Regions from separate parts of the Homo sapiens genome. Here region 2 is linked to region 1. A link is a contact called in ENCODE Hi-C or POLR2A ChIA-PET data. All regions are on one chromosome and are shown on one strand. The core of a region is the stretch at or near the end of the contact, and the rest is flanking DNA. Distances in the headings are between cores, read along the strand shown.

What was found. A loop is a pair of places that touch in the nucleus more often than their neighbours do. ChIA-PET counts read pairs that join two places held with the same protein, here RNA polymerase II (POLR2A). Pooled maps may share reads with other maps.
Region 2: a pooled map shows a loop between it and region 1 (2.7-fold over the local background). The contact joins the enhancer-like site here to the promoter of DCLK3 in region 1. A Hi-C loop is called at or near these places in 2 of 168 maps with a recorded cell type or tissue (Right ventricle myocardium inferior and astrocyte of the cerebellum), 1 of 37 single-sample maps with no recorded cell type and 3 of 50 pooled maps. POLR2A ChIA-PET finds 5 or more read pairs at or near these places in 1 of 52 experiments (activated T-cell).

What each region holds. Positions count from the first base shown.
Region 1 is chr3:36,762,205-36,766,650 of GRCh38, reverse strand. It overlaps DCLK3 (doublecortin like kinase 3), which reads left to right and starts at 2,098. Exons shown (of 5, transcript NM_001394672.2): 1 at 2,098-2,469. The coding sequence starts at 2,388. It also overlaps the pseudogene HSPD1P6.
Region 2 is chr3:36,841,421-36,845,866 of GRCh38, reverse strand. TRANK1 (tetratricopeptide repeat and ankyrin repeat containing 1) reads left to right here. Exons shown (of 24, transcript NM_001329998.2): 18 at 3,157-3,245. Among named protein-coding and RNA genes, the nearest start is that of LINC02033, 21 kb to the right of the region's middle. Within about 2 kb of position 2,511, at least 2 of the 41 ENCODE cell types and tissues checked have a DNase peak (open chromatin) inside an H3K27ac peak, as active enhancers do.

The DNA.
Region 1 (4,446 bases), core at 849-3,348:
GTTAAAAACAAAACAAAACAAAAAAGAAAAGAAAGAAAAAGAAAGATGGCCAAGCCTAAAGTCAAGGTACAGGGAAACACACTCCAAGTACCATAAAGGGTGGATTGTCCAATTCAATTGAGGAATGGAGTGAATAACTGAAATTAATAATCTCACCTACCACATCATTATACCTGGATTCCAGGACGAAGGAAAAGGGACAAAGGAGTGCATCTGTCAGCCAAATCAGCATCTTTAAGGCATCTACTGAAAATCCAATACAACACTTACAATTATATTTCATTGGCCAGAAACTTTTCATATCATCACTCCTTGCTGCAAGGGAGGCTAGAAAATGTATTTTTTTTAAATTGCAGGTGGTAGTATGCTTAGCTAAAAAACATTTTTTTTAAAATACCGGATCAGAAATGAAAATAGGTGTTGAGTAGGCAATTAGCAATTTCTTTGCCAATATTCAACAAGATATATCCCTCACTCTTGTGAAGTAATCTGATAACTTAAGGTGTTCATTGTGATTGCTTGATATGTGTATATCTAGTTCGTATTTAAATCATGATAATCCAGCCAATAATTAAACACTGTGAGATTGCTGCTTTTGCAAGGAAGAAAACACAAGTCATCTGATCTCTCCTTTACAAAGCTTAAACCTTTTTACTAAAACTCAGTTTATTTAACTTTTATTTTCTCCTAAAATATAGGTGATAGGGCCAGGAAGAGTGGCTGTTAAAGAGAAAAGTAAGTGATTTTAAAAAGAAAGTGTGTAAGTATCTCAAGGACACTTGTCTCCCAGAGAGATTTCCAATAGGTTCTTCCTTCGGGTTTTTACTCAAATGTTACCTTTCCCAACCACTCAACTTACATAATCACATTCCCTTTTTCTTGGTTCATTTTTCTTCATACTATTTATCACCATACTTGTGTATTTTATTATCTGTCTCCCCCTACTAGAAGGTGAGTGACTTGAAGGCAGGGCATTTGTTGTGTTCACCATTGGTGAACTGGATTGCTGAAAACTGTCCTTGATGATGACTTCAGAGTACCTGGCCAACAAACCAGCTAGAACCAGGAGTTATTTTTTGCACAGCAGCATCATGGCATGGCTGTTGCAGCCATTTTGGAACCTTGAGGCAACAAGTCTGAGGAGAAAAGGCAAGATGTTGAAGGTGGCCATGTGGAATCATGGAAAGAGACTGAGTCCTTAACGTCATCCCTGAGCAGCTGAACACACACAGAGGAGCCTTCTTCCAGGCTTCTTGTTATGTGTGATAAAGAGAAAGACAGCCCCTGCCATCTGGGAGCTGGTCTGGTTCTATCAGCTCGGCCTTGGCGTTCTGTTGAGCATAAACAATTTCACAGAACAGCAACATCAGACCCAACAGACAAGACCACTTTGTGACTTGATTGATAAAGGCAAAAGCCAGACCACTCTGTAATCATGTCAACGGCCCTGTGGAGAGAAGGGTATGGCTGATCCAGTGAATTTATTATCTGACGCAGGAGAGATCTGGGAGTCAGTACCCGGGAATATGGGTCCCCAGACCCCGCACTGCAGACCTGAGGGACCTGCAAATATGAGGAACAGGTGTGTGGTGCTGGGAAGAGGTACAACAAAGCAAGGGGCCATCGAGCTGCCTTCAGATGGTACCAAGAAGCCACTAGGCTGGAGGAACGTTTTGCAGCCTAAGTCTTTGAGACCATGGGTGTGGACCAGAGTGTAAGCAGGTCTCTGAATCTGGGGGGCAACAAGGGTGTTAGAGTAGAACGGCCCTGGGACCTACGGTCAGTGTATCCAAGGAGCGGGAATGGGATAGGAGGAAGGAAGTGGTGTGGAAAGTCTGGCCCCTGCCCTGCAGGGAGGCACGAGGATGGCTGGTGGTCCTGGGGTCGCCTTTGGGCTGCCACCCACCCACAGAGAACAGGGGCAAAGCGCACGTTCAAAACCCAGCGCAGCCAGGTTCCACCGCGGAACTGCGCGGGGAAGGAGAGCAGAAAGGCTGGACTCCGCTGACCGGGGAGAGGCGGGACCGCCTTTGGGCGCTCACTGGAGAAGCAGGGGGTGTGGGAGCAAGTTCAAAGCCCGGCCCCGCCCGGCCTCCAGGGCCAGGAGCGGCGCGCATGGCGGGACCGGCGCAGAGAGGGCGGCTGCAGCTGGTGCGCGGTTGCTAAGTCCCGCGCCCCCGGAGACGTTCCCGGTGGCTGTCGCCGGGCGCTGCGCGGCGCGGGGCTGGCAGGCGGGCGGCGGGCGGCGGGAGGGAGAGAAGAGGGAGAGTCGGCGCGGGCTCGTGGCTGCTCGTCTCGCCCCGCCTTCCCGCGCCTGCTCGACCGTCGAGCCGCGTCCCCGCGCTGCCACCTCTGCTCCAGGCTCTCCCCGAGCCCGCCGCCGCGCCATGCCCGCCGCCACTCCAGCCCCGCAGCCGCCGCCGCCCCCGGCCCGGCCAGCCCCAGCCTGCCCGGCGCGGCCTGCCCCGGGTGAGTACCGTGCGCTCCGGCACCGACCCGTTCTGGGCGCCACCTTGGCGGGGGCGGGAGGACTCATTCGCCCTAACTCTGGACCCCGCTCCGTGCGGGATGTAGCAGCAGTGCCAGACCCCGCGTGGGTGTACGGAGGACTGTGTGTGTGTATGTGTGTGTACGTGTGTATGTGTGTGTACGTGTGTGTAAACGCGCGCGCGTGCGGGTGTACACCACCTGAAACCTGCTTTCTAGGGGAATAACGCTCTCCGGAGCTGATTTTATTTCCCTCGCCAGCAGGGGGGCCCTTCCTGGGAAACGCACTGGGTGTCTTTCAAGGTGCAGGTGCGGTGAGGCTGCAGAAGGGAGAAGGCGCAGGGAGGGAGCTGACATTTATTGTGCAACTCAACATGCCAAGCGCTTCACCTAGAGTTAAGCGTATTTCATCCTCTCCACAAATCTGTAAAGAATGGAATTATCCCCATTTCTCAGATGAGAAAACTGAGGCCCACAGAGCTCGTGCCTTGCCCAGGGTCACACGGCTCCATAGCAGCGGAGCTGGAGTTGGATCCAGGTCTCTAGAGGTCTCTGACCCATCTAAATGACAAGAAACCCTCCTTAGAACTAAAGAAACACAGAAGAACCAAAGATGATTAGGAAAAAGGATACAGGCAGAGCATTTGGGAATTAATATAAAAAAATCTGAGCTCGTGAAATATCCTATCAATTAATTTCAAATATAGGATCACATTTACACTCCTTTCCATGTCTGGCCCTGGGGGCGAGGTGTGGTGAGGAAGGGAGAAGGCTGTGCCAGTCCTTGGCAGAGGCGTCTGGGGACACCTTTTCAGAGTATCTGCCTGCTGGGAGGGGGGAAGTGTGTGAGAAGTTGTGGAGGGAACTCCGTTGTTATTCAATCCTAACAGTTAGTCATTCCTCCACCTCACCCCCTCCTAGTTGATTCCATTTCCTTTCCTTGATGTATTGTCCAAGATGACAGCTGTTAAATTGAAGCAGGGTCCCACCTTCATCATTGGCTGTCATAAAACCTCTTGGCATTAATTAGGTGGCCCTGCACTTTGATGATTGTATTAGGAGCTGTGAAGTGTCTGTGTAACTGCTTACAGTGGAGATCTGTTGGGCTGATGTTGAGCTAATGATCTTGATCAATGAGGCATCTACAGCAATAGGCAAGCATTGTGCTTATCCTTAGGATAAAGTAGCAAGAAGCAAGACCCTCAGGAAGAAAAAAAAAAAGAAAAGAGTATTGGGTTTGCCTCACAGCCCAACTTTAGAAAAGCATTTCAATTTAATATTTAAATTGCTTCACTGAAGAAAGAACAAAGAGGGGCAGAAAGTGTTTTCTGAAAGATGTTCTGTAACTCCTTTCATTTAGGTTTGAAAGATTTTTGAGTCATGTTCTTTTATGGTGAGCTTTGCCATCTTGGTGCGTATTGGTACCCTGGGTGCCTTCACTTCCAATTGCCAGTCCCTCCATCTCTTTGTTGGAGGATGACCCTTGGGCGGCAGAGCCTATGTTTGTAGGGACTCAGAACAGGGAGTGCCTGGGAATTTACATCTCCCCTGGGGCAGCCCCTCCTCAATGACTGATGGGTGCTGGAGTATAAATAGTCCAGCTTCTTTGCCCTTGATTGGGACACTCTGAAGCATGACATCCTTTGTTTCCAGAGATCCAATGTGGAGTTGTGTCAAATTGACCTCTATGGTTCTTTGCTTGGCTTGTTTCCCTCGCTTGGCTTGCTACTTTTTCTTGTTTTACTTCTTCACATCCCTACCATTTTTTCCTAGGAATATCTCCTAATACACTTTCATAGGAATTCTTATCTCAGGATCTGATTCTAAGGAATCCAGATAAAAACATGGACCCTTCTCACTGTCAATGTTTTTATTCTTCCTATGTTATCCAAACATGACTAACATCGGTAATAGGTAGCCCATGCTAACCTGTAGGGTGCCTTTGTATGAATTCACAAA
Region 2 (4,446 bases), core at 1,262-3,761, 79 kb before region 1:
GATATTTGTGTTCAAAATCTCAAAGATACCTGCGTAAGTATGCTCATCACAACCCTGTTTGTAGTTACAAGAAACTAAAAACAATCTAAGTGTCCACCAATGAGGGAAAGGCTAAATTCATTTCTTTCAGGGGACTACTATGCAACCATTAAAGAGAAAAAGGATGTGGATTGTCATTTACTGCTAAGGAAAGATGTTCAAGATGTATTGGGTGAAAGATAAATTTAAAACAGTATGGGTAGAATGATATAATTTATAAGTAACTTTATATTATGCAAATATAAAAACTTTATGCATATCAGTATATATCAGAATAGAATGTTTATGCATGCGTATGTATGTATGTGTATATATACAAATACCTACTGAAGTGTCTTTAACCATCAAACCCAATTCATTTCCTGAGTTTGTTTAACAAGAACTGGGTTTGTGAGGGTTCAGCTACTGAGTTAACAGGTTGTCTGAATCTGTTTGGTTTCCGAGTTTCACAAAACAAGGAAACTAAGAGTTCAGACAGTAAGAACTCTTAGTTCAGATAGTAAGAACCGATAGTTCAGATAGTAAGGAATTAATCAGAAAACTTATCTGTATTCAGTTCCTGATTATGGGTAACAAGGGTTTAAATAGCAAGAGTTTGGAGAGATAGCATGCATATAAATTCATGTATACACCTATTATTTCTGTTGCAAAACTGTTTATAGTGATTACCTCTCATGCTAGGATTGGTGGGTATGGGGTTGTCGAGTAGATATGGACACTTTTTACTTTTCACCTTCTTACCTCTGTGCTATTTGCAGGGTTTTTTTTTAATTGTGTATTTTTTTTTCATAATTTGCAAAGGCTACCTAACGAAGTGAAGTTCTCCTGATACGATAACTGAGAAGAGAAATAATCAGCCCTTCATGAAGGAGAAAATTGTTGTCTTTCTTGAGGGTTAGTTGTCAAGTCGTCTCCTCAAGGCTATTGTTCATTTCTATAAGGGTAGAGCAAGGAGCAGAGTTTGGCTGCTGGAGAGAGGTTTGTCCTGAGCATTCCTCAGCCAGTTTGGAGGCTATTTCTGGTTATTACTGATGGCTCGGTTGGCGACTAGGATTAGATTTCTTATCCTAAGACTTGACTATTGTGATGGGAAAAGTCAAAGGCTAGGAGTTAAAAAAACAAAACATAGCTTCTCATAAAAACTTTCTACCTGTGTAATGACATGACCTTGTTCAGGTCCCACCTTCTCTCCCAAAGGAAAATGAGTGGATTGGCCTAGCATGGGCATTCTCAATCTTTCCTTCAGCTCATCCCCCTTTATTCCCCAAGTATGTTCTGGCATCCACTATAAGAGATCATATGGCTGGGCGTGGTGGCTCATGCCTGTAATCCCAGCACTTTGAGGGGCCAAGGTGGGCGGATCACCTGACGTCAGGAGTTCAAGACCAGCCTGACCAACATGGTGAAACCCCATCTCTACTAAAAATACAAAAATTAGCCCGGTGTGGTGGTGCATGCCTGTAGTCCCAGCTACTCAGGAGACTGAGGCAGGAGAATTGCTTGAACCTGGGAGGTGGAGGTTGCAGTAACCCAAGATTGTGCCACTGCACTCCAGCCTGGGTGATAGAGCAAGACTCCATCTTAAAACAAAAAACAAAAAACAAAAAACAAACTAAAAAACCAAAGATCATAGAAGCTAAGTGACTTTTTTAAATTTAAAAATTCAAAATGAAAACAGATCACAATTTATTTTATGTTTTGGCAGCATTAAGAATGCAAGAAAAAGTGCAGTCTTAATTACAAATTTTAAGTTGTACATAGTAAAGTCTTCTAAAGCATCTGTTCCCATTGTGTTTGGATTCAGTATGGTGATTATGTAATTTGTGTTTCTTTTACATGGCATCTGCAGAGTTCACTGGCCCTATTTTGAGATAATATGGATGGGGTTTTGCCGTGGGAATTAAATGTCACAGGGGCACTCATAGCAGCACATACGGAGTCAGAACAAGATGCTAAGTCATCACTGTACTGCTACACAGCACCAGCAGAGGGCGAGCAGGGAGGGATCAGGTTGTGATGCTTAACGTGTTTTTGCACCTTCTAAACAAATCTGACCTGTCTGCCTCACTCCCCTGTTGATATCCATTGGCCTAGGTGTCTCTGATTCCTTCAGCTCTGATTTGTCTGCCAGTATTACCCTGGTATTCACTGTATTTTGTGTGTTTCATGAATCTGTGGCTCAGAACTTGCAGGGATTGTCACCCATTGTCTAGTGATACTCTGGGGGATGCAGGTGGCAGGGTGGGGGTGGGGTGCAGTGCTGAAATAGTCACCAGCAGGCTAGTGAGGATAACAGAAGGGATGGACAGCAGGTGGTGACAATGGTCTCTGTCCACCAATAGGAATGTGTCAGATTACTTATTGTGATGAGGGCAAAGTTTGCACATTTGGAAATAGTGTAAAATTTGTCACCTTTTTTTTCTTGCTGAAGCCCTGGCCTGGGAGCTTGCTAAGAGCCACTTGACTTTGGGTTTTCAAGGAGGAATTTTTAATTTCTGTCTTCTGATTTGTAGCCATAGAATAGGAAAGTAGACCAAAACTTAAAAACCAAACCACATCCTTTCTCCCCTCTACCTCCTCCTTTCAATAACCTCACAAATGTGGTTTGGTAAGTTAAAATATATCTTACATGAATACTAGAAAGACAACACAGGTCAGTCTGCTCTGACTGCCATAACAGAATACTACAGACTAGATGGCCTAAACAACAGAGATGTATTTTCTCACAGTTCTGAAGGCTAGAAGTCCAAGATCAAGGTGTTGGCAGGGTTGGTTTCTTCTGAGGCCTCTCTCCTTGGTTTGCAGCCAGCCACTCTGTGTCCTCACGTGGTCTTTCCTCTGTGCTCTCTTGCCCCTGGGGTCGCCCCGTGTTCTAATTTCTTCTAAGGACACCAGTGAGATTGGATGAGGGGCCATCCTAATGGCCTCATTTTAACCTAGTCACCTCTGTAAAGGCCCTATCTCTCTCCAAATGCAGCCACATTCTGAGGTACCGGGAGTTAGGACTTTAACAAGTGAATTTGATGGCTGGCGGAGGAGATGCAACTCAGCCCATAACAACAGTTTTAAGTGAAAGAAAGCCCAGAGAAGCAAACACACTTTTCTTTCTCATTTTAGACTTTGATGATAGCATGTTCGTTAAGACCTCAACTCCTGCGGAGTGGATTGCACAGGGAGATTACTACGCCAAGCACCAGTGCTGGAAGGTAAGGGGTTGGACTAGGAGGGGTCCTTGTCACTGGTGCCCTCGTCAGACCTCACAGGCAGGTTTCACATCATGGTGTTTGTCACCAGGAAAGGATGAGCGTAATGGTGCTTGTGCCACGTGTTCTGAAACATCAGGTCACCTCAAGATGAGGAGAGCTTCCTGTCCTGCTCCTTTTCTGGTCAGTGCAGGCATGACAACTCTTCATTTTGGCCAAGTGCCAGCATGTGCTGATAGATCATGAAGGGCTATGGCCTTTGCCCCACCAAGGAATCCTTGTATATATTTTCTTTCCCTCCTGTACTCTATGCCTAAAAGCTTTGCTATCATCATACTGCATTTTAAAGCAGTAAAAGATCTTTCATTTGATCTTTCATTTGATTTTTTTCAAATTGATCAAACAGATTTCATTGCCAATCTGAGTCTGGTGAAGATAGGTTAAGGCTTTTTATTACACTGCACTGACCAATTTCCAGTTACAAGCCGTGTTAGTGGTCCTGAGCAGTTTTCTTCCAGGAAGTGTTATCTCTGTAGCAGACCTCTTTACATTTTGAAACCAGGTTAAAGAGCCATGTTGCTTTTCCCAAAGTCAGCATTCCTGCACATCACAGGGTTTTGGGTGGGGCACCATGGCTGGGATGTGTGTCTCCCTTGAAATAGTGGTGATGACTTCACCTGCAAGTTTTAAACACCCTACTAAAAGAGTGCTTTTTTTTTTTTGCTTTAATCTAATAACAACAAGTCAGGTCTTAGGGTTGGTTCTGCAGTTCAACAAAGTCAACATGGGCCCAGTCTCATTCCATCTCTTCCCTGTGTCATCTGCAGCTTGTCTGAGATGTTCCCTTTCATTGGTTGCCTAATGGCTCCTGTGGCAGTTCCAAGTGCTCCGTTCCCTCAGCAGAATTCCAAGCAGGAATGAAGTGCAGGCACTTTCTTCTCATTGATCTCTCTATTTTTTTTATCATGAAGTCCTCAGTGGTCTTCCTTCTATATCTCATTGGTCAGTACTAGGTCACATACACCTTCCTAGCTGCAAGAGAGTCTGGGAGAGCAATCCCATCTGGCAGTTTTAACCTTTTGTGGGTGGTAAGTTCTGCCAAAAGGCAAGAAAGAGAGGAGGAACTGCTGTGGGTAACTAACAGCAGTGTCTGACACCACAGGCATGACCATACCAAATGCTCATTTCCCTAAGATTTCTCTAC